Regions from separate parts of the Homo sapiens genome. Here region 1 is linked to region 2. Evidence: chromatin contacts called from ENCODE Hi-C or POLR2A ChIA-PET data. All regions are on one chromosome and are shown on one strand. The core of a region is the stretch at or near the end of the contact, and the rest is flanking DNA. Distances in the headings are between cores, read along the strand shown.

Region 1 (5,791 bases), core at 785-3,284, 440 kb before region 2:
TAGCTGCTGAGCTGGCTGGCTACTAATGGCTTACAGCTGGCCCCCTCACCAAGCATTGAACCTCTGCTGAAGGAAACTGGATTAGCCAAATTCATACCCCTTCCCAGGCGCACCAGAGACCAATGACTGGCTGATGCAGGGATACAAAGGCAAAACCTCTCTTTCCTCAACTTGAGTCGGGCCCCAAAGGGCATTCCAGCTCCAGAGCTTCCCATGGGATTAGCTCAGGCTGATGACAAGTCAGTTTCTCTTTTCATCCAATCTTGACTTCCTCACTTCGTACATATGCATCCTTTAAGAGTCCTTCTCAATCAACCTTCTGCATACAACTCTCCGTTTCAAGCTCTGTTTCCAGGGAGCCCTGTCTAAGCAACCAAATCACCCCTATGCTATTAGCAAGAAGTAAACTCTGAGGTTGACTTCCTAATTTCTACCTTAATGATGTGGATCAACTGGCATACTTATTAAATTTAGTTGAAACTGGTTTAAAACTGCCCTGGAAAATGCGTATCCCTTCACTCTTTACGCTCAGAAAAGTGAAACTCCTCTCACTCTTTGGTCTCTAGTGGAAACGTTAGCTTAAAGAAACAGGGTTGCTACGTGGTCTCACAGCCATGTAGAGGAGACAGCAGACCTGAGTTTTACTTCTGCCTTTGCAACTAACCCTATGATGTACACAAATTACTTCTTTTCTTTAGATGGTCCAAATTTACATATAAAATATGGGGGTTACCAGAAAAATTATCCAAAACTTGGAATGGAGGCAGAAAGTTTAGTTCCACATTCTTTCAATGTTATACAGGAAAAAAGAACAGCCAAAGATTGTCTAGAGGAATGTATTTCATTCTTCTCACTACTTGCTATTAGATTTAGTACAATTATTTTTTACTTGGTAGAGTTTTTTCTGGTAGATATGCAAATAATTTCTGTCAATGGAACAGATGACCACGATGATATATATCTCAGTTCTTTGTAACTAATGAACTTTCCTAACATTTCATATATATATGTGTGTGTGTATATATATATATATATGTATATATATATATATATGTATATATATCTGACTTCTTAAATGTTCTTTGAACCAGTCCTAACATTTCAGTGGTTCTCTTACTAATTAATGAGTTAAACAATTTTTTACATGTGGTCCATATTATATTTGCTTAAGAGTCATGATTTCACCTTTTTGAAAACGTACTTCCACAGTCTTGATCTGCCCCATGATACTGGAAGAAAACCAATACACACACCCACCTTGAGGACTCAGAATCTCATGGTACTAATGTAACACAAAGACATCTAGGACTCCCTTCTGTAGAAACCTTTTGGACCATTTTAACTTTCAAAGAGTACTTAGCAATACCAGAGTAACCGTAGCCACCATCCTTGATCTCTGTGTGGCTGGGGCAGGGTTGGGAGAAAGAATAACACAACCAAGGCTTAGTGAGAGGGACTTTCCCAAAGTTTCCCAAGGTCTGAGAGACATAAGCATTATCAGAGCTGAGATTCAAACCTGGGCCGGTCTAGCAGTAAAGGCAGTACCTTAACTACCACTCCTCATACCATCATGCTATGTCTCATGTGCTGATATTCCCAACATATCACATGTGCCCAACACATACACATTCAGTGCATACCCCGCACAATTAAGAATTTTAAAGTACAGCTATTTCTAAAGGATCACATTTATTTGATGAACCTCAGTTCAGAGCTCTGGAAAAGACAGACATCCTAGAGCCAAACAGGTCTATGCTGCATCCCATCGTTGCCATTTAGTGGCCAATTAGCAGTGTAACCTTGAACCAGAAATGAAAGCACCTGAGCTTCAGTTTCCTCCCCTGTCATATGCAAATAATCCTCATAGCTTGTTATAAGAATTAAAGTAGAAAAAGTTTGTTAAGGCACTTAGCATGGAGTTTAGCTCAAAGATGCCCCCACCCACTGTCTTTCCTTCCCCTCTCAGAGGACCTGGAGGGCTTTGAGGGCTTGGCTGTGCTGCAGCTTCGCCCAGCCCCCACTCCAGCCACTCAGTGATCAAGGGATGGGAAAATCGCTCTCTTCAAACAGGTGTCACTGTTCTAAACCTACAGTCTCATTTCCTGATCGTGTCTTAATCTGCTCGTCGGTGGTGAAAGTTGATTTCTTGCACATTCTTATATCAGTGGGAATTTCTGCCCTTGGCTGACAGGCATTATGGGCTGGCTTTGACATACAGCCCTACAGGGCCTGAACAGCCCCTATTCTTTCCCAGTCCTGAAAGGGAGCTTTGTGCCAAGGATTCATTAAACTGCACTGCACAGCCCCTTCCTAAATGGGGCTCAATAATGAACAGTCGATTTAACTGGAAAAGCTGCTGGAGCTGTTAAATTAAAGGGAAATAAAGTGCACTTTAGGCTCAGTCTGCCAGAAGAAATGGTGACCTAAAAGGAAAATCTTCATTTTTATTGAATTGCAGTTTATAAAAAAATCTAAAATGTCCAGGAAGCTTCCCTGTGACAGGCAATGAGACATAAAAGCTCAGAATTGCAGGCTTGAGGTAGTGCTTGCTTTTTGTTCACCAGAGTCATCCCAAAGTGAATCTTAGGCTCTTAGAGGATATGGACGAATGATCTAATTTTGAGAAGGAGATAGGAGGAGACTCTGTTACATGCCACAAGAAGTATTGGTTAAAAAAATTTTTTTTAATATTTTGTTTAAGACTAGGCTTTCACTTTCATTCTTTGAACATTTGAAGGACCAAAGGCCATTCTTTTCAGTTTCTCTGCTGTTTCAGTCAGGGATAAGAAATATCTCTCAGAGGAAAACCAGTTCTTTCTTCATACACTACAAATCAGAGCTATATTTGATGTGAGTATTTTGCTCTGAAATCTGACTCAGTAGCCTCTCTTTTAGATTTGAGATTTTCACAAGTAGGTGTAAATCCTCTGAAGAATTTTCTCTTCAACTTCCTCTTCTAAGTTATAACTTCTTAGCATGGTGAGATAGAACTTTCACTAGTGTATGCTGAAATGCTATGATTTCCAATAACTCGTATGTGCAAGAAGCAAAAGCCACTGTGCTTTGGCAGAAAAAATAACCATATGGTGATCTTAGCTTTTCTCCACTAAGCTGCCATGAGCTGGGAATTCTTCTTAACATGCCTTTCTGTACTTCGTCTGTCTTCAAATCTTTATATAGTCTGTTCCAGGGTGTATTACAGATTTCATTACCCTAGTCAAGGTCTTTTCTGGCTTTCATCTTTAAGAATGTTTTTAACATCAAAAATGACAGTCAGTTATCACAGAGAATTTAAGGAGAAATCTGAAAAGCAGCGTGAAAAAAATAAAGACCCACTTCCACCCTCATTGTTCAGGGTCACTGGAATCCAAATACAAATTTTCAGTTGCAAAGCTCTATCGAAAAAGCAAAACTTCCTTCCTAAGAAACTGTATGCTCTCTTTCTAGAACCCACTTCATTTTTTGAATTCTAAGCCATCGATTTAGTTTCTAGGATGCAGCATCAGGCAATTTAAAGTCACCTTGAAAATACTCTAAAATTGAAAAAATCGTACATGCATGTCTTTATTTTTAATAGTAACTATGATGATCCACTAAATAGTATTGTTTTATCCTGCATCTATCTACCATAAATGAGTCACAGTTGACCAGTATAAATCATGGGCCCTCCACAACATAAAATTCTGGATTTATAGCAAAACTGCTGCCTGTGACAACTTCTGGGATAGACTATGTCCAAATCTACCCTAATGGTTATCAGAGTCTTCCTCTTCATCAGAGCAACACATAAAGTTTTATTCATCTTACATTAAAAATTGCCAGACTATAGAATAGTTATGCCATTCTGTGTGAATTCTGTGCACTTAATTACAGTTTGACATTTAGCTGTGGGGAGAATACTCATTAGAAAATGCATATATGACCAGTCCACCTTCTGCATATGGCATCAGCCATTCAAATGCATTCTTCCAGTCATGACTTATGCCTACATAAATAATCATCAACCTATTCAAAAGACATTTAGCCTTATAAAATGGGAGATAAGAGGACTTTCCAGATCTGCACTGATTGGTCTACGGTCATACCACAAGTTAAGGAGATTGTTGGTATGTTATAGCTTGTATAGAGAAAAACGACTGGGAGAAGGAGGATGATCAAAATTAAACCATGAGAGAAAGGATGCTTCCATAAGGTTCAGAACATTCTTATAGCATAGAGTGAAAAAAAAGCCCTTTATTTTAAACAGTGTATAATCTTTCTGAGGAAAGGAAAGAAGGTATCCTGAGTGCCTGACAGATATTACAACAGGTAGAGATTTAATAAATACTTGTGACTGATGTAAAAGAAAGGAGAGAAGAAAGGGAAGATAAGAAAAGCAGCGGTGGAGGGGGAAAGGAATGAGAGACAATGGAAAGAGAATGTTAGCCCAGGGAAAATTAGAAACAACTTTCTTTGAATAATTAAAGTACTGCATTTGAGAAAGAGATTAGACTTATTATTTCAAAAAGCAAATACTTCAGCTGGAAGCCATGAATAAAAAGCTAGAAGAAAATAAATCTTAAACCAATATAATGAAGAAATTCACCACAGAACTATCTAAGCATGAGATCGGCCATCTCAGAAGGCAGTGAGTTCCCTGAACTGAAGATAATCCAACATTAATTAGGTGTTTTATCTCAGGTATTTTGTAGAGATGATTACAAACACCAGATAATAAATATTGTTTCCTTGGTGTCCAATATCTGATAGATATTTTGCAAACACATACTGTTCTCTCTACTTATTCCCTTTCATTAAATCTTCGCAACCATGCCTGCTCCTACATTTGCAGGGCCTGAGGCAAGTGTACACATGCATGAAGGCCCACATACCGAATGTCTAAATAAAGTTTTATATCACACTAACAAACTGTGAAATAAAATATATTTGAAAGTTATAGATCCGGATAAGATGGAGTAAACACACTTCACTCTGCCTCTCCCACTGAAGGTAACTATTAAACCTGGACAGAATACACAAGGCAGCAATGAGGACCCTGAAGAGAAAATAGTAGTAGGTAGATTAAGGAAGACCAGAATCTGAAATACCACCAAATGGCAGTGCGTTCACCATTTTTTACCTCCGACATTCTCCAGACTGGACTCATGGCCTGAAAATAAGAAGTACACAGTGTCATGGATGGAGAGCACTAGAAAAATTATTCTATTCTGTCTCAAGGAGCATCTTACTCAGTGAGAGTATTGAGGAATCCCTTTTTTTCTTTCCTTTTTTTTTTTTTTTAATTCTCTCATGCCCTAATCCTCAAGCAGTCTTGCAGTAGTGATGGTAGCATCAAGGTGAGTGGCAGCAGTGGTAGAGGACTTGCAGGCAAGTAAAATTTTGAAGGATGGGAGAATTTTCCTTCCCAGTCAGAGCAACTATGTTCCTAAGAGAGTGTGACAAACTCAATTGCTTTCTTTTTCCTTCTGTTCTTCTGCCACTTGAACCTGGAAGTGGGCGCAGCTATAGCAGAGCAAGATAAATAAAGCCCAGCTGGCAGAGGGATGGAAAAGAGATCCTGGAAATGGAAAAATACCAGGAACATAGATTGTGGAGACAGAGGTGCTATGGGGAAAGTAACTTACTCTAAAGAAGAAGAAAGTTCTCAAGTCAATCATCTAAGCTTCCATCTTTAAAAAAAATTAGAAAAATAGGATCAAAATAAGCCCAAAACAAGCAGAAGAAAACATATTTATAAAAACAAAATTCAACAAAATTGAAAACCAGAGAATAGAAAGTCATTGAAACCAAA
Region 2 (5,799 bases), core at 2,662-5,161:
GAGTCTCGCTGTGTTGCCCAGGCTGGAGTGCAGTGGCGTGATCTCAGCCACTCAGATTTTGGATAAGGATTTCAGATTTTGGATAAGGACTGAAAATCTCAGATTTTGGATAAGGGGTGCTCAACGTGTATAATGTTATACAAAATAATTTCTTTCTGATTTTCACAGTCTCCTTTGTAAGATGTCCCTTTGCCCTTTTTTTTTTTTTTTCCCTGAGACGGACTCTCACTCTGTCGCCAAGCTGGAGTGCAGTGGCGCGATCTCGGCTTACTGCAACCTCCACCTCCTGGGGGTTCAAGCAATTCTCCTGCCCCAGCCTCCCACGTAGCTGGGACTACAGGCGCCTGCCACCACGCCCAGCTAATTTTTGTATTTTTAGTAGAGATGGGGTTTCACCATGCTGGCTGGGATGGTCTCGATCTCTTGACCTCATGATCCGCCTGCCTTGGTCTCCCAAAGTGCTGGGATTACAGGCGTGAGCCACCATGCCCGGCCTGTTTCTTTTTTTTTTTCTGAGACAGTGTCTAGCTCTGTTGACCAGGCTGGAGTGCAGTGGTGCAATCATGGCTCACTGCAACCTCAACCTCCTGGGCTCAAGCCATCCTCCGTCCATGGGCTCCTTTGTTTCCAATACCATTTTTTTTCCTTTTCTTCCTCAGATTTGTTGAGTTTCTATTTATTGTTCTTTTCAAACACCAGCTAATTACTATCATCAATTTTATTTGCTATTTCATTAACTTCTGCTTTTATTTTTATTATTTTTGAGACGATTTTATTGAGAAGACTTTATAATCTTGCTCTGTCACCCAGGCTGGAGTGCAATGGCATGATCTTGGCTCACTGCAACCTCTGCCTCTCGGGTTCAAGTGATTCTTCTGCCTTAGCTTCCCAAGTAACCAGAATTACAGGTGCACGCCACTACACCTGGCTAATTTTTTTATTTCTAGTAGAAACAGGGTTTCATCATGTTGGCGAGGCTGGTCTCAAACTCCTGACCTCAAGTGATTCACCTGCCTCGGCCTCCCAAAGTGCTGGGCATGAGCCACTGCACCCGGAGTCTGCTTTTATTTTTAATTCCTTCTATTTTTATTTTGGGAGATTTTACTTTTTCTGCTTCTCTGTTACCTGTTTCTGTTTCCTCTTCTAATCCTTCCTGTCATGTGTGTATCCTTTAAGGATTTGTCACGTGCTGTCTCATTTCCTCAGTAAATTTATCTACTACATATTGTATAGTGAAAAAAATAAAACCTTTACCATTATTATGTAAGTGGCTATAAACACTATATTAATTTGGAGTCAGTCATAGTGGGTTCCAATTCCTCAACTCCTACTTGTGTGATCTTGGTCAAATCTGAGCTGTTTCTTCATCTGTAAAAATAAAAATAACAATACAGATTAAGTTGGGTATTATTTGCAAATCATTTATCACAGAAACTGGCCCACATGAATAACTCGATAAATGCCTGGTATACAAAAGGCCTCAGCTGCCCCATGTCTTGTTTTGTTTTTTCTTTGAGGTGGAGTTTTGCTCTTGTCGCCCAGGCTGGAGCGCAATTGCGCGATCTCAACTCACTGCAACCTCCGCCTCCCAGGTTCAAGTGATTCTCCTGCCTCAGCCTCCCGAACAGCTGGGATTACAGGCTCCTGCTACCATGCCTGGCTAATTTTTGTATTTTTAGTAGAGATGGGGTTTCGCCATGTTGGCCAGGCTGGTCTCAAATCCCTGACTTCAGGTGATCCGCTCACCTTGGCCTCCCAAAGTGCTAGAATTACAGGCGTGAGCCACCGCGCATGACTCAGTTGCCCCATCTCTAAAAGTGAGGGGATTAGGATGACTAATCCCAAATTCACTTCCAACAGTGAAAAACTTTATCTTCAGCCTATTAGTTCACCTGCCTGACAGTTAACTCATCAACCCACCCACACAACAGTTACTAAGCCCTTCTCTTAAATGAAATATTCTAGACATCAGAAATGCCAAGATTTTAAGATACAGTCCCTACCTTCCAGAAGCTCAGGGTCCTTTAGGGGTGAGGAAAAATTGTTAAACAGATAATTATAATACAATGGGATAAGTGATCTAATAAAAGGTTGTGGGAATTCAGAGACTTTGAGGAGCTCCTGCAGAAAAATTCAAGACCTATTTTGGAATCCTAAGTCAGGTATTTATTATTTACTAGTGAAGGGGGAATTAATGAATTTTATAAGTATATTAGTCAAGAAGTTTATTCTTTTCCTTAGAGGTAGAATGAAATATAGCCCCCCACCCTCCGGAGGCCTGGGTTAAGAGAGAATATTAACCGCTTATTTCTCCTCTACGCACGGAGAGGCTTATCTGTGTTCCACCGTTTCACGTTCCTTGAGGCACCACGAGTTCCTGCTTCCCTCCCTAGCGCGCTGTAAAGTCACAAGGTTGATAAGCAATTGCTACAAAAGCATGCATTCCCAAGGATGTAAGACATGTGGTGTAACAAATGTAAAAGAATAATTAACTGCCTTTGTTCTTGCTTCTGCAAGTAGGCTTCCTGTAGCACCAAACTCCCGCCACAAATTGCTTAAAAGGTGATTGATCCCTTTGTTCCGGGCTCAGACTTTCTGGACCCCAGTCCGACTGAGCCAGTGATCACCTTAATAATAAAGGGTTGTCCTGAATTCTGTTTGGCCTCTCCCGTCTCTATTTGTCCCGCAACACTAGCAGTATATCCTCAGGCAATTAACTTTTTTTTCCCTTGTTTCTCTCTCTGTAAAAAGGAAGAGGAATACTTATTTTGGCAGGTTATAATAAGAATTGAGTCAAACTCATTTATGTTGGCATAAAAAAATGAACAAGAAAATATAAAGCACTTAGTACAATGCCAGGCAGATCATAGGAACTCAGTAGATGGCAATTGTAATATTACAAAAGGTGATGGAAGTCAAAGACAATTTACTGTACCTCAAGAGAGTAGCGGTAGGATCAGAAGAATTTCCCAAATGTGTTCACAGACCAAAACTGGGGGAAAAGCAGGGTAGTTTCCTGGTAAGACGAACAGCACATGACAAGGCAGAGATATTAAAAAGTAAGGTACGCTTCCAGGACGAGTTCATTATTCCTGAAGGGAGAAGGCAATAAGGGTGGAAAAACTGGGCCGAGAGGGGAATCCAGGTTGGTGATGCCCCTGGAGGGCAGGTAATTCTTACTAATTTCTGTATTTTCTGCTGCTGGCACAAAACGTGACCCATACGTTTGCAACAAATGGTGAAATAATTCATTCCTGTTGTTAAGCAATAGGGTTGTAGAAATATTTGAGCAGTAAACATGCTACAGTGAAAGGATTCTCGGATTTGGAGTCAGGAGACCTGAAGCACTCTTTTGACTAATGACCTGTGTTTTTTTACTGGTTTTACAACTTACCTGCTGCCTGGCCTTACCAAAGTACTGATATATTGAGTCTCTTGACCCATAAAACAGGGGTAACAACTAACAAGCGATTATTAAAGAGTTGGCGCTAGTAAAGTACGCAATAAAAACAGCGGCTGCAGCTGCTAAATTCTCCTTTAGGTCTTTTTCCATACTTGCGAAATGACAGGGCAACAAATTTCCTTCCAACCACCACTGAGAAAGTATACCACGTTTGCCCAAGGACAAAAAGGCCCCGCCCGGCCCGCGCCACACAGGTCACCTACGCAGAATGCAGTCCTGGGGGGTTCCACTTGTGTCGCTCAGCGATGGAGGGCGCGATCGATGACAGGCCACTCCAGAGACGGACCTAGATAGGTTCGCATGAGGCCGAGCCGAATTTCACCAAAAACCAGTTTACACCACCTCCCGATTTGTCCACACGAAAAGCCATGGAATAGCTGAGGGAAAGGAAACCGGAAGTAGCGTGGGCCGTGAGGAACGGGAAATGACCTCAGCACGTCGGAAGTGTACTCGTTTCCAAGGCGACGGCCCTGCTGCCTCTCCAGCCAAGTGGCTGGAGTCGGGAGGCTGGAAAGAGACTCCGAGAAAGTACCAGCGGAAGGCGGCCGCCGCTACGGCGATTCGCAGGGAGTAGCAGACGAAGACGGTGGCCGCCGCACTAGCCACCACGTGTGGAGGATAAACGGTCTACACGGCCATTCCGGCGCCGAGTCTAGGGAAAGAGTTAGCGACGACGGGGAAAGAAAATGTGAAGAGAGCGACCGCCGCTCCAGGGTCGCTGCAGGAAGCCTAAGTGCAGACGCCGGCTTCTCCCGCAGTGACTTGAGAAGGGTCAGTGAAAACCTCGGCCACTGCCGCAGCGTCTCTAGGGAGAGAGTTAGGGGAGATAGTGGCCACAGTCACAGCTGCTCTTGGGAGAGAGTTAGGGGAGACAGCACCTTCTGCAGCAGCGACGTGAATTTTAGTGAAGTTGGAGGCCACCAAACTACCGACTCCAGGGGAACAGCCAGAGAAGACCGAGGCCTCCGCCTCAGTGGTCCTTGGGAGGGAGTCAGTGACATTCGGGACCCGCGAACTAGTGACTTCGGGGATAGAGTCAGTGACGATCGCAGTCGCCGCTTCAGTGGCTCCTGGGAGGGAGGGAGTGTCGAAGGCGGCCACAGCGTTGGTAGTTCTTGGGAGGAAGTAAGTGGAGACCGCGGCTACGCAGCCAGCGACTCCTCTGGTGTGAGCGGCAGTGAAGACGCCAGCTACCGCTTCAGTGGCTTTTGGGAGAGAGAAAGTGAAGACGAAGGTTTCCGCTGCAGCTTCTGGGAGAGAGCAAGAGAGGACCTTGGGCCCCGTCCTAGTGACGACGGAGAAGAGGGCCGCTGCCGCTGCAGTGGCTCGTGGGTGAGAGCAAGTGAAGACCGCCGCAGCATCAGGGGCCTGGACTCAACTCCTCCCCAGAGTCGGAGGTGTTGCGCCATGCCCGGGGTGGCCAATTCAGGCCCCTCCACTTCCTCTAGGGAGACTGCAAACCCCTGTGAGTCAGACTGTCATTGGCCTTCATCTCTGTCGTATTCCTTTTCTCACTTAAGCCCGCAACAGCCTTAGCCCTTTCTGGCATTTCCTTTTCTCAGCCGTCACTCCCCCCTTTCCCTTTTTAATTTATTTTCAGGGGATACCAAAGCTGTTCAGCTCTCCCCTGTTCTGTATTATTTCCGCTTTCTTTCCTTTTTTCCATCCACACTATTCCTCCGAGTCTTCTTGCCCAGCTTGACATCAACTCTTGTTCAGTCTTAATGGACGGACCCTTTTAAGTTCTTCCTTGACTTCCCTGCAGCATTTGACCCTGTGGAGGTGACAAATTAGTACTTACTTAGTTTTCTTCTTTCACTCCATTGAGTGACCCTTTCCCTTACCGTTTTCTTTTCTTCTGCCATCTTCTTAAATGCAGCTTTTACCCCTTGATGATGCCATCATTGGTTCTCTTTTTCTTGTCATTTACTGTGACTTCAGTCCTACTGGTGGCCCTCAAATCGGTTACTCATTCAACCATCCAGTAAATATTTACTGCATATGCCTACTTTGTGCTCCGTCTTAAGGAACTTAAGAAGACAGGCACATTCTTTACCTTCTAGTGAGGAAGATAAATGCTGAGCAAATAATGACAAGTGAGATCAGTGTTATAAAGGACGGTAGAATGCCACTGATTCCAGTAGGGGGTGAGTATGGGTGTCAGAAAAAGCATTCTAATACAGAGACACACGTAACACTGAGACCTGAATTCCGTATCTCTCCTCGGAGCTGCAAACATATATATAGATATCTCCCTTCTGGAAATTTTCCTTGGGTACCTCAAGAGCAGCATGTCCAAAATGTAATTTTATATCTATATATCCTCTCTGTCCTTC

What was found. A loop is a pair of places that touch in the nucleus more often than their neighbours do. ChIA-PET counts read pairs that join two places held with the same protein, here RNA polymerase II (POLR2A). Pooled maps may share reads with other maps.
Region 1: a loop to region 2 is called in a pooled map, with 3 times the contacts of the local background. The contact joins the enhancer-like site here to the promoter of ANKRD42 in region 2. A Hi-C loop is called at or near these places in 2 of 50 pooled maps. POLR2A ChIA-PET finds 5 or more read pairs at or near these places in 3 of 52 experiments (A673, PC-9 and activated naive CD4-positive, alpha-beta T cell).

Annotation. Positions count from the first base shown.
Region 1 is chr11:82,755,162-82,760,952 of GRCh38, forward strand. No RefSeq gene overlaps it. Among named protein-coding and RNA genes, the nearest start is that of LINC02734, 23 kb to the right of the region's middle. Within about 2 kb of position 2,035, at least 2 of the 41 ENCODE cell types and tissues checked have a DNase peak (open chromatin) inside an H3K27ac peak, as active enhancers do.
Region 2 is chr11:83,189,801-83,195,599 of GRCh38, forward strand. It overlaps ANKRD42 (ankyrin repeat domain 42), which reads left to right and starts at 3,912. Exons shown (of 11, transcript NM_001300975.2): 1 at 3,912-4,928. The coding sequence starts at 4,871. It overlaps ANKRD42-DT (ANKRD42 divergent transcript), which reads right to left and starts at 3,869. Exons shown (of 3, transcript NR_149009.1): 1 at 3,667-3,869; 2 at 1,255-1,368. RefSeq lists enhancers at 3,619-3,838, 3,899-4,008, 4,529-4,888 and a silencer at 4,143-4,321.